Linked DNA regions of Homo sapiens: region 2 is linked to region 1. Evidence: chromatin contacts called from ENCODE Hi-C or POLR2A ChIA-PET data. All regions are on one chromosome and are shown on one strand. The core of a region is the stretch at or near the end of the contact, and the rest is flanking DNA. Distances in the headings are between cores, read along the strand shown. Region 1 overlaps TTBK2 (tau tubulin kinase 2). Region 2 overlaps TTBK2 (tau tubulin kinase 2).

The links. Hi-C counts contacts between places; a loop is a spot of excess contacts on that map. ChIA-PET counts read pairs that join two places held with the same protein, here RNA polymerase II (POLR2A). Pooled maps may share reads with other maps.
Region 2: a loop to region 1 is called in a pooled map, with 1.9 times the contacts of the local background. The contact joins two enhancer-like sites. A Hi-C loop is called at or near these places in 2 of 168 maps with a recorded cell type or tissue (chondrocyte and posterior vena cava), 1 of 37 single-sample maps with no recorded cell type and 4 of 50 pooled maps. POLR2A ChIA-PET finds 5 or more read pairs at or near these places in 3 of 52 experiments (HCT116, MCF 10A and T-cell).

Annotation. Positions count from the first base shown.
Region 1 is chr15:42,830,899-42,835,784 of GRCh38, reverse strand. All of the region lies in intron 4 of TTBK2 (tau tubulin kinase 2), which reads left to right. Among named protein-coding and RNA genes, the nearest start is that of TTBK2, 87 kb to the left of the region's middle. Within about 2 kb of position 3,029, at least 2 of the 41 ENCODE cell types and tissues checked have a DNase peak (open chromatin) inside an H3K27ac peak, as active enhancers do.
Region 2 is chr15:42,887,926-42,892,811 of GRCh38, reverse strand. All of the region lies in intron 1 of TTBK2 (tau tubulin kinase 2), which reads left to right. Among named protein-coding and RNA genes, the nearest start is that of TTBK2, 30 kb to the left of the region's middle. RefSeq lists an enhancer at 2,459-3,331. Within about 2 kb of position 2,116, at least 2 of the 41 ENCODE cell types and tissues checked have a DNase peak (open chromatin) inside an H3K27ac peak, as active enhancers do.

The sequences.
Region 1 (4,886 bases), core at 1,780-4,279:
ATTTTATCTATATATACATTTCTAGAAGACAAGAACTCTTTTTTTTCTTAAAGTAACCACAATACCTAATAATAATTCCTTAATAATAACACAAATATCAAACCAATCTTCAGTTTCAATGATCGTCCATCTCTTTAATAAATATTTTTTTTTTTACATTTGGTTTATTTGAATTGAGTTCCAAATAGGGTTCACACATTGCTTATCTCTTAAGCCTCTTTTAATCAATTGGTTCACCCTCTGTCTTTTATTTTCTTGCAATTTTCTTTTCATTGTGTTTATTGTTGTTGATAAAAATGGAGGAATTTGACATGCACACATTACCATATTCTGGATTTTGCTGGTTGTTTCCCTGTGGTTGTCTTTAATATGTATTTCTGTCCCCTGTATTTTCTATAAATTGATGATTATATAAGATTCCAGTTTTACTTTGCAAGGATACTTCAGAGGTGGGTTGTATGCTTCCTCTTGAATCACATCAGGAGGCAGTATCTGGTTGTCTGTCTTTCAGTGAGGTTAAGATTGGTCAGTGAGTTCAGCATTGTCAGTCTGATCCATCCATTTTAAAGTTACCAGTGGTTTTTCTCCTAATGGTTTTATCAACCCATTTGTAATCATCATCCATTATTTTAATGGGGGTTGCAAATACAGTGTTCTATCATTTTATTCTTCTTTTGTTTACTAGAATTCTTCTTCAAAACCACTACATTCACTATTAGGTTATCCTCAAGTATATTTTATATAGGAAAGGCAGGACTACTACTTGATTATTTTATTTATCAGTTTTTAGAATAATGAATTGGTTCCCTAATATAAACACATAATAAATATATAACTATATAATAAATCCATAAATTCATGGATTTAACATGTTTGATGTCTTTCAATTATTGCAGTTTTATTTTTTTGAGACGGAATCTCACTCTGTTGCCCAGTCTGGAGTGCAGTGGCACGATCTTGGCTCCCTGCAACCTCTACCTCCTGGGTTCTAGCGATTCTCCTGCCTCAACCTCCCAAGTAGCTAGGATTACAGGCTCATGCCACCATACCCAGCGAATTTTTTTATTTTTAGTAGAGATGGGGTTTCCCCATGTTGGCCAGGCTAATCTCAAACCCCCAAAGTGCTAGGATTACAGGTACCTGGCCTACGGTTTTTTTAATATTCAAATTGTCTCATCTTTTGCTACAGGGGCTTCTTTCATGTTGGATCTGGATTCATTTTGTTAGGACTAGGCTGCAGCAGTCTTTGATAGCATCCTTATTTTTTGGTGCCACACTGAGTACCAGACTCATTCTGTATATTTCATACTCCAGATCTGGAATCAGCCATTTCTCCGTTAAGCCTTGGCTCCTTTTAATGGGAAATGATGTTTAGAGACCAAATTCTAGATGATGTGGGTGTCTGTTGAAAGTGAGTTGGTCATTATTTTTAATTCTTTTCAAGTGGATGGATTTAAGAAATACATTTTAAAAAATGAGAAATTATGCCATGGTTCATATCGATGTTTCTAATTCAAATTTACAATGATATAATTGCTAATAACTTCTACTTACATTTTTATCTCTTTCCTTTTATACACCCCCCCCCTTTTTTTTTTTTTGAGATGGGGTCTTGCTCTGGTTGGAGCACAGTGGAGTGATCACAGCTCGCTTCCGCCTCTACCTCCTGGGGTCAAGTGATCCTCTTACCACACCTTCCTGAGTAGCTGGGACTACAAGTGTCTGCTACCATGCCCAGCTAATTTTGTTTTGTTTTGTTTTGTTTTGTTTTTTTGAGACAGAGTCTCTCTCTGTCGCCCAGGCTGCAGTGCAATGGCGTGATCTCGGCTCACTGCAACCTCCACCTCCCGGGTTTAAGTGATTCTCCTGCCTCAGCCTCCCGAGTAGCCTGGACTACAGGCACGCGCTGCCAACACGCCCAGCTAATTTTTGTATTTTTAGTAGAGACGGGGTTTTACCATGTTGGCCAGGATGGTCTCGATATCTTGATCTCGTGATCCGCCTGCCTTGGCCTCTTAAAGTGCTGGGATTGCAGATGTGAGCCACCATGCCTGGCCCTAACTTTTTAATATTTTGTAGTGATGAGGTCTCAGTATGTTGCCCAGGCTGGTCTTGAACTCCTGGGCTCAAGTGATCCTCCTGCCTTGGCTTCCCAAAGTGTTGGGATTATAGATGTGAGCCACCACACCTGGCCGACAATTTTTAATGTATATAGATGAAATTATATGGTTAGAATTTACATGAAAATAATTCAGTACATGTGGGTGGGAGGGGAGAGGATATGGATGGGGAGGTGAATAATAATGAAACAAGACTGGCCATGAATTGATAATTATTAATTCTGGGTGACCAGTAGATACATGAAGGTTCATTATATTATTTTTTCTCCTTTTGGGTATGTTTCATGTCTTCAATTTAGCAATTCACTTGCATTTTTATTGAGATCTTGTAAATTTATAGAGAAATGAACTTGCTTCTTTTATTCATTCCACATTACTATATATAGTCCTCTTCCTTTTTTTTTTTTTTTTTTTTTTACAAAATTTGGTGGCTTGTGACATTTTATTTTATTTAAAAGATTTTTATTTTAGGTTTGGGGGTACATGTGAAGGTTTGTTACATAGATAAACATGTGTCATGGGTTTTTTTTTGTATGTAATATTACATCACCCAGGTATTAAGCTCAGTACCCACTAGTTATCTTTTCTGCTCCTCTCCCTCCTTCAATCCTCCCCGTCCAGTAGACCCCAGTGTCTGATGTTTTCTTCTTTGTGTTCATAAGTTCTTGATTCTTCATTTTTTGAATGACTGCATATCAGTCAGTAAGATGACTGTACTATTATTTATGTAACTATTCACTTATTAATGTACTTACAATAGTACCCCCTTATCTGAGGAGATACTTTCTAAGGCCCCAAGTGGATGCCTAAAACCACAGATCATACTGAACCCTGGACATCTGGGTAACTGATTGGGCCACTAAGTGATTAATGGGCAGGTAACAACATGTGGATACGCTGGACTAAAGGGGTGATTCACGTCCTGGGCCTGACGGAGCAGGATGGTATGAGATTTCATCACACTACTCAGAATGGCCTGTAAAGTAAAACTTATTAACTGCTTATTTCTGGCATATTCCATTTAATATATTCGGACCACGGTTGACTGTGGGTAACTGAAACCAGCAAAGTAAAACCATGGATAAAGTAAAACCATGTATAACCATGGACTATTGTATAGGGTGTTTTCGGTTTTTCTTTGTAACAAATAATAATTCATTAGCAGTATTTAAAGTATAATTTAGTGCGTACCTGCATGTTTTTACCATGTTAATAACACTTTACCCCATACTCTTATCAGTTTTGTGTTTACCTTCTCAGATTTTGTGAGTTGATATGTTAGGCTTATATTTTAAAATATTTAAATCTTTTAAAGTATTACTAATGTCATAAATAAAATTTAATTGATTTCCTTTTGAAAGTTTTTGTGGTGAAAGCTGTTTACAAATAAAATTTCAATTTTAGGTATATTTTCGGCATCACAATTTTGATTTTTGAAGAAAAAACTATTGGAATGCTAATAAAAGTTATTAGGTACTCTCATGTGGTTATACAGTTCACTGCTGTAGACTGTCACTTATTTAACGTTCGCTACAGGTGCAGGGAACAACAAATTTCCATTAAAAATAATAACTATGGTAAATCCCAATTAATTTATATTATGAGAAAGCTGCATTTAAAAAAGAAGGTACGAAGTATGAAAGGATCCTGACTTTACTGTAACTTTTAAACTGTTACTTGAGGAGTACTTCGTATTTTATTTTGAATAATATTAATCTAAGAGTTTATTACTTTTCAAAAGTGAATCAATTGTCTTTAGATGAAGTGATGATATTAGTCACATAGTACCCCTAAAGATATATTATAAAATTGTGGGAATAGATTGGGATATTTAAATCCCCTTGCGATAGGAGAGCCAGTCTTTGGGAGGTAGTGCTGCAGGGCCATGGTCCTGCTCTCCTTTTCAGATTACTGGTTTGTTACCTAAGCAGCAAGGAACCTTGGTGGAGCAGCATCATGAAAAAGTCTGTAGAAAAGCTCTGTGAAAGAGGACTGTAAAAGAAGAGCACTTTGGGGTCAGAGTTAGATTTGGAAAACAGCTTTACATTAACAGATTAACATTATTTAACCTCTTTGAACCTCAGTTTCCTTATCTGTAAAACAGACACAGGAACAGCTTCTATTTAGGGTACTGTGAAGCTTCAGTGCAATCATGAATGGCAGACGCTGGATGTATTCATTGCTTTTATATACTTCTACAAGTAAATTGAATGTTTGTCATATAATGTTTGGTCATAATAACAATAGTTAGCATATGTTGAGTACCTGTTGTGTACCACACAGTATTCTAAAAACTTTATATGGGGCCAGGCATGGTGGCTCACACCTGTAATCCCAGCATGTCAGGAGGCTGAGATGGGAGACAAGGAGTTTGAGACCAGCCTGATCAACATAGCGAGACTCCATCTCTATTTAAAAAACAAAAAACACACAAAAAAACTTTAAATATAGGTCTTGTTTAATCCTCACAGAGCTCTGTGAGGTAGGTTTTATTAGCTTGTTTTTATGAGGAAACTGATTGAAGAAAGTTAAGTAGCTTGTATGAGAATATATGTTAGGCAGTAATGAGGAATTAGTGCCCTTTGTATGTATATGCATTCTATATACTTGATCACACACACACACACACACACACACACACATATATACATTTTTTTTTTGAGATGGAGTCTCGCTCTGTTGCCCAGGCTGTAGTGCGGTGGCGTGATCTTGGCTCACTGCAACCTCCGCCTCCCTGGTTCAAGTGATTCTTCTGCCTCAGCCTCC
Region 2 (4,886 bases), core at 867-3,366, 58 kb before region 1:
TCTTGAACTCCTGACCTCAGGTGATCCGCCTGCCTCAGCTTCCCAAAGTGCTGAAATTACAGGCGTGAGCCACCGTGCCCGGCTTTTTTTTTTTTTTTTTTTTTTTTGAGACAGGGTCTTGCTCTGTCATCCAGGCTAGAGTGCAGTCTTACAATCACAGCTCACTGCAGCCTCAACTTCCTGGCTCAAGAGATCCTCCCACCTCAGCCTTCTGAGTAGCTGGGACCACAGATGAGTGCCACACACCTGGCTAATTTTTATATTTTTTGTGGAGACAGTGTCTTGCCATGTTGCTTAGGTTGGTCTTGAACCCCTGAGCTCAATCAATCCACCTGCCTCGGCCTCCCAAAATGCTGGGACTACAGGTGTGAGCCCCCGTGCCCAGCCAAACATTTTATTAAAGGTCCAAATAATAAATATGTTAGGCCTAAGTGTAATACCGTCTGTGTTGCAGTTATTTAACTCTGCTCTAGTAGTATAAAATCAGCCATACACAACATATAAATGAATGAGCATGGCTTAGTTCCAATAAAGTGTTATTTATATAAAAATCAGGCACCTTGCCCTGTTGTTATAGTTTAATTTCCAAGTGTTTGTATTCTTGTTATCTTGCCGTTATTGATTTCTAGCTTAATAACATTAAGCTAGAATATACTAGCTTGTTATCAGAGAGCATAGTATGTATGATTTCCGTTCTTTTAAATTTGCAAAATTTGTTTTGTGACCTGGGATATTATATAGTCTTTTGGTGTACGTTCCTTGTGAGTTTGAATGTGTATTCCACTTTTGTTGGGTGGAGTGTTCTGTAAATGTCAGTTCCAGTTGTTTGATGGTTGTTTTTGATTAAGTTCACTGACATCATCTGGGTGTCCTATAATTCGCTTTAATTCTGTCACTAATTGCGTCAAGTTAATGCAGACCTCACAGGTTACAGGGCTCAGTCCCACAAAGCTGCCTTCACTTCAGACTGGAGCCACAAGCCACTCAAATTTTCCCTGGTTGAGTATAAGTTTGGGCCTTCCCACAATCCCCTTGGGTTTAATAATTTGCTTAGAATGACTCACAGAGTTCATGAAAGTGCTATACTTAAAATTACCTTTTTATTATAAAGGATACAAATGAACAATCAGATGAAGAGGACTATATGATAAGTTTGTAAGGCTCCCAAGCACGGGAGCTTCTCTACTTGTGGAGCCAGGGTACACCACCCTCTTGGTACATCAGTATGTTCACCAACCAGGAAGCTCCCTGAGCCTTGTAGTTCAGAGTTTGTTTTTTTTTTTCTTTTTTATCCAGCTGAATTTAAGATTTACAGAGTTTTTAATATACAGAGTTCAGGGCTGGGCACAGTGGCTCATGCCTGTAATCCCAGCACTTTAGGAGACTGAGGTGGGAGGATCGATTGAGTCTAGGAGTTCAAGACCAGCTTGGGCAACATACCCAGACTCTGTCTCTACAAAAAAGTAAAATGAGCTGGGTGTGGTGGCACATGCATGTAGTCTAGCTACTTGGGAAGCTGAGATGGGAGTACTGCTTGAGCCCAGGAGTTTGAGGCTGCAATGAGCTATGTTTGCACCACTGCACTCCAGCCGGGGCGACAGTGAGACCCCATCTCTTAAAAAAAAAAAAAAAAAAAAAAGTCGGGCATGGTGGCTCACGCCTGTAATCCCAGCACTTTGGGAGGCCGAGGTGGGTGGATCACCTGAGGTCAGGAGTTCAAGACCAGCCTGGCCAAACATGGTAAAACCCCCCGTCTCTACCAGAAATACAAAAAAATTAGCCGGGCGTGGTGGTGCACACCTGTAATCCCAGCTACTCACAAGGCTGAGGCAGGAGAATCGCTTGAACCCTGGAGGCAGAGGTTGCAGTGAGCCAAGATTGCGCCAGTGCACTCCATCCTGGGCAAAAGGAGTGAGACTCCATCTCAAAAAACAAACAAAAAGAGCTTATTACGTAGGCATGGTTGATTAAATCATTGGCCATGTGATTGAACTCAATCACTAGTAACTCTTTTCCTGGAAGTTGGGAGGTGGAGATGAAGGTTCTAGTCATGTAGTCATATGCTTTCAGGTGACAGCCCCCATCCTGAAGCTTGGAGTCACTTCATTAGCATAACAAAGGCATTCATATCACTTAGGAAATTCCAAGCACTGCCAGGAATTTGGAAATGAATACCAATCCTCTGACACAAAAATGTAAGATAGGAAAAAATAAACTGTTCTTACTACTATACTGAATACTTCTGGCAAATGACAGAGAAGTGCAATTTGCTAGAATGGCTCTCAGAACTCAGGAAAACACTTCATTTATGCTTACTGGTTTATTATCTAATAAGGATATAAATGAGGATACAGGTGAAGAGATACATAGGGCAAAGTCTGGAAGGATCCTCAGAGCAGGAGTTTCTTTCCTCATGAAGTTAGGATACACTACCCTCACAACATATGGATATGCTTATTGTCTCATGTCCATATGAAGAGGCCACCAAACAGGTTTGTGTGAGCAACAAGGCTGTTTATTTCACCTGGGTGCAGGTAGGCTGAGTCCGAAAAGAGAGTCAGCAAGGGTTGTGGGATTATCATTAGTTCTTACAGGTTTTGGGATAGGTGGTGGAGTTAGGAGCAATGTTTTGCAGGCAGGGGGTGGATCTCACAAAGTACATTCTCAAGGGTGGGGAGAATTACAAAGAACCTTCTTAAGGGTGGGGGAGAAACAAATCACAATGGTGGAATGTCATCATCTAAGGCAATTTTCACTTCTTTTGTGGATCTTCAGTTGCTTCAGGCCATCTGGATATATACGTGCAGGTCACAGGAGATATGGTGGCATAGCTTGGGCTCAGAGGCCTGACATTCCTGTCTTCTTATATTAATAAGAAAAATACAACAAAATAGTGAAGTGTTGGAGTGGCGAAAAATTTTGGGGGTGGTATGGAGAGATAATGGGCAATGTTTCTCAGGGCTGCTTTAAGTGGGATTGGGGTGGCGTGGGAACCTAGAGTGGGAGAGATTAAGTTGAAGGAAGATATTGGGGTAAGGAGTGATATTGTGGGGTTGTTAGAAGGAGCATTTGTCGTGTAGAATGATTGGTGATGGCTTGGATGCGGTTTTGTATCAATTGAGAAACTAAACGGAAGATACAAGGTCTGAATAAAAGAAGGAGAAAAATAGATATTAAAGGACTAAGAATTGGGAGGACCCAAGACATCCACTTAGAGACTGCCCAAGGGGGTTTAGCGTAATTACTTGCTTGGTTGGCGAGTTTTTGGGAAAAGACCATTAGTCCGTTTTACCTTTCCTGAAGATTGAGGACGGTAAGGGGTATGAAGATTCCACTGAATACCAAGAGCCTGAGAAACTGCTTGGGTGATTTGACTAATAAAGGCCGGTTTGTTATTGGACTGTATAGAGGTGGGAAGGCCAAACTGAGGAATTATGTCCAACAGAAGGGAAGAAATGACCACGGTGGCCTTCTCAGATCCTGTGGGAAAGGCCTCTATCCATCCAGTTAAAGTATCTACCCAGACCAAGAGGTATTTTAGTTTCCTGACTCAAGACATGTGAGTAAGGTCAATTTGCCAGTCCTGGGCAGGGGCAAATCCCTGAGCTTGATGTGTAGGGAAGGGAGGGGGCCTGAATAATTCCTGAGGAGTAGTAGAATAGCAGATGGAACACTGAGAAGTGATTTCCTTGAGGATAGATTTCCATGATGGAAAGGAAATGAGAGGTTCTAAGAGGTGGGCTAGTGGCTTATAACCTACATGGAAGAGATTATGAAATGAAGACAGAATAGAATGGGCCTGTGAGGCTGGAAAGAGATATTGTCCTTGGTCCAAGGACCATTTGTCTTGTGTGAGAAGAGATTGATAGGTGGAAACTTCAGTAGGAGAGTAAATAGGAGTGACCAATGAGAAGGAGAAAAACTGGCCATGAGGGACAGAAGTTGGAATGCTAGCTGCTTCTTTAGCTACCTTATCAGCATAAGTGTTGCCCTGAGCGATGGGATCTGATGCCTTTTGATGGCCGTTGCAGTGAATGACTCCAGCTTCCTTTGGAAGTAAAGAGGCCTTGAGAAGAGTTTCTATTAAAGAGACATCAATGATGGAGGACCCTTGTGTAGTGAGGAAACTTTTCAGCCCATAACAGCATGGTGGTGCAGGATATGGGGTCAGTATAAATATTGATGCATAGTCCCTTTGCAAGAGTGAGGGCCCGAGTTAAGGCAATGAGTTCGGCTTGCTGAGAGGTAGTGGAGGGGGCAGAGCAGTAGCCTCAATGATAGATATGGAAGCTACTATAGCATAGCCTGCCTTTGCTTGTGAGTGGCGATTAGGCTTGGTTGGACTGCCATCGATAAACCAAGTGTGTTCTGGGTGAGGAACAGGAAAGAAGGAAATATGGGGAAATGGAGTGAATGTCAGGTGTATCAGAGAGATACAGTCACGGGGGTCAGGTGTGGTATCAGGAATAATGTGGGAGGATGGATTGAAGTCCGGGCCAGGAATAATGGTAATTGTGGGAGACTCAACGAAGTGTGAGTATAGCTGAAGGAGCTGGGGAGCAGAAAGTATATGTGTCAGGTGGGAGGAAGAAAATAGATTTTGGAAGTTATGAGAACTGTAGAGAGTGAGCTGAGCATAGTTTGTGATTTTGAGGGCCTCTAAAAGTATTAAAGCAGTGGTGGTCACTGCACGCAGAGATGAGGGGTAGGCTAAAACAGTAAGGTCAAGTTGTTTGGACAGAAAGGCTACAGGGTGCAGTCCCGGCTCTTGTGTAAGAATTCTGACCGCACTAACCATGCCTAGGAAGGAAAGGAGTTGTTATTTCATAGAAGGGATTGGGGTTTGGGAGATTAGCTGGACACGATCAGCGGGAGAGCACGTGTGT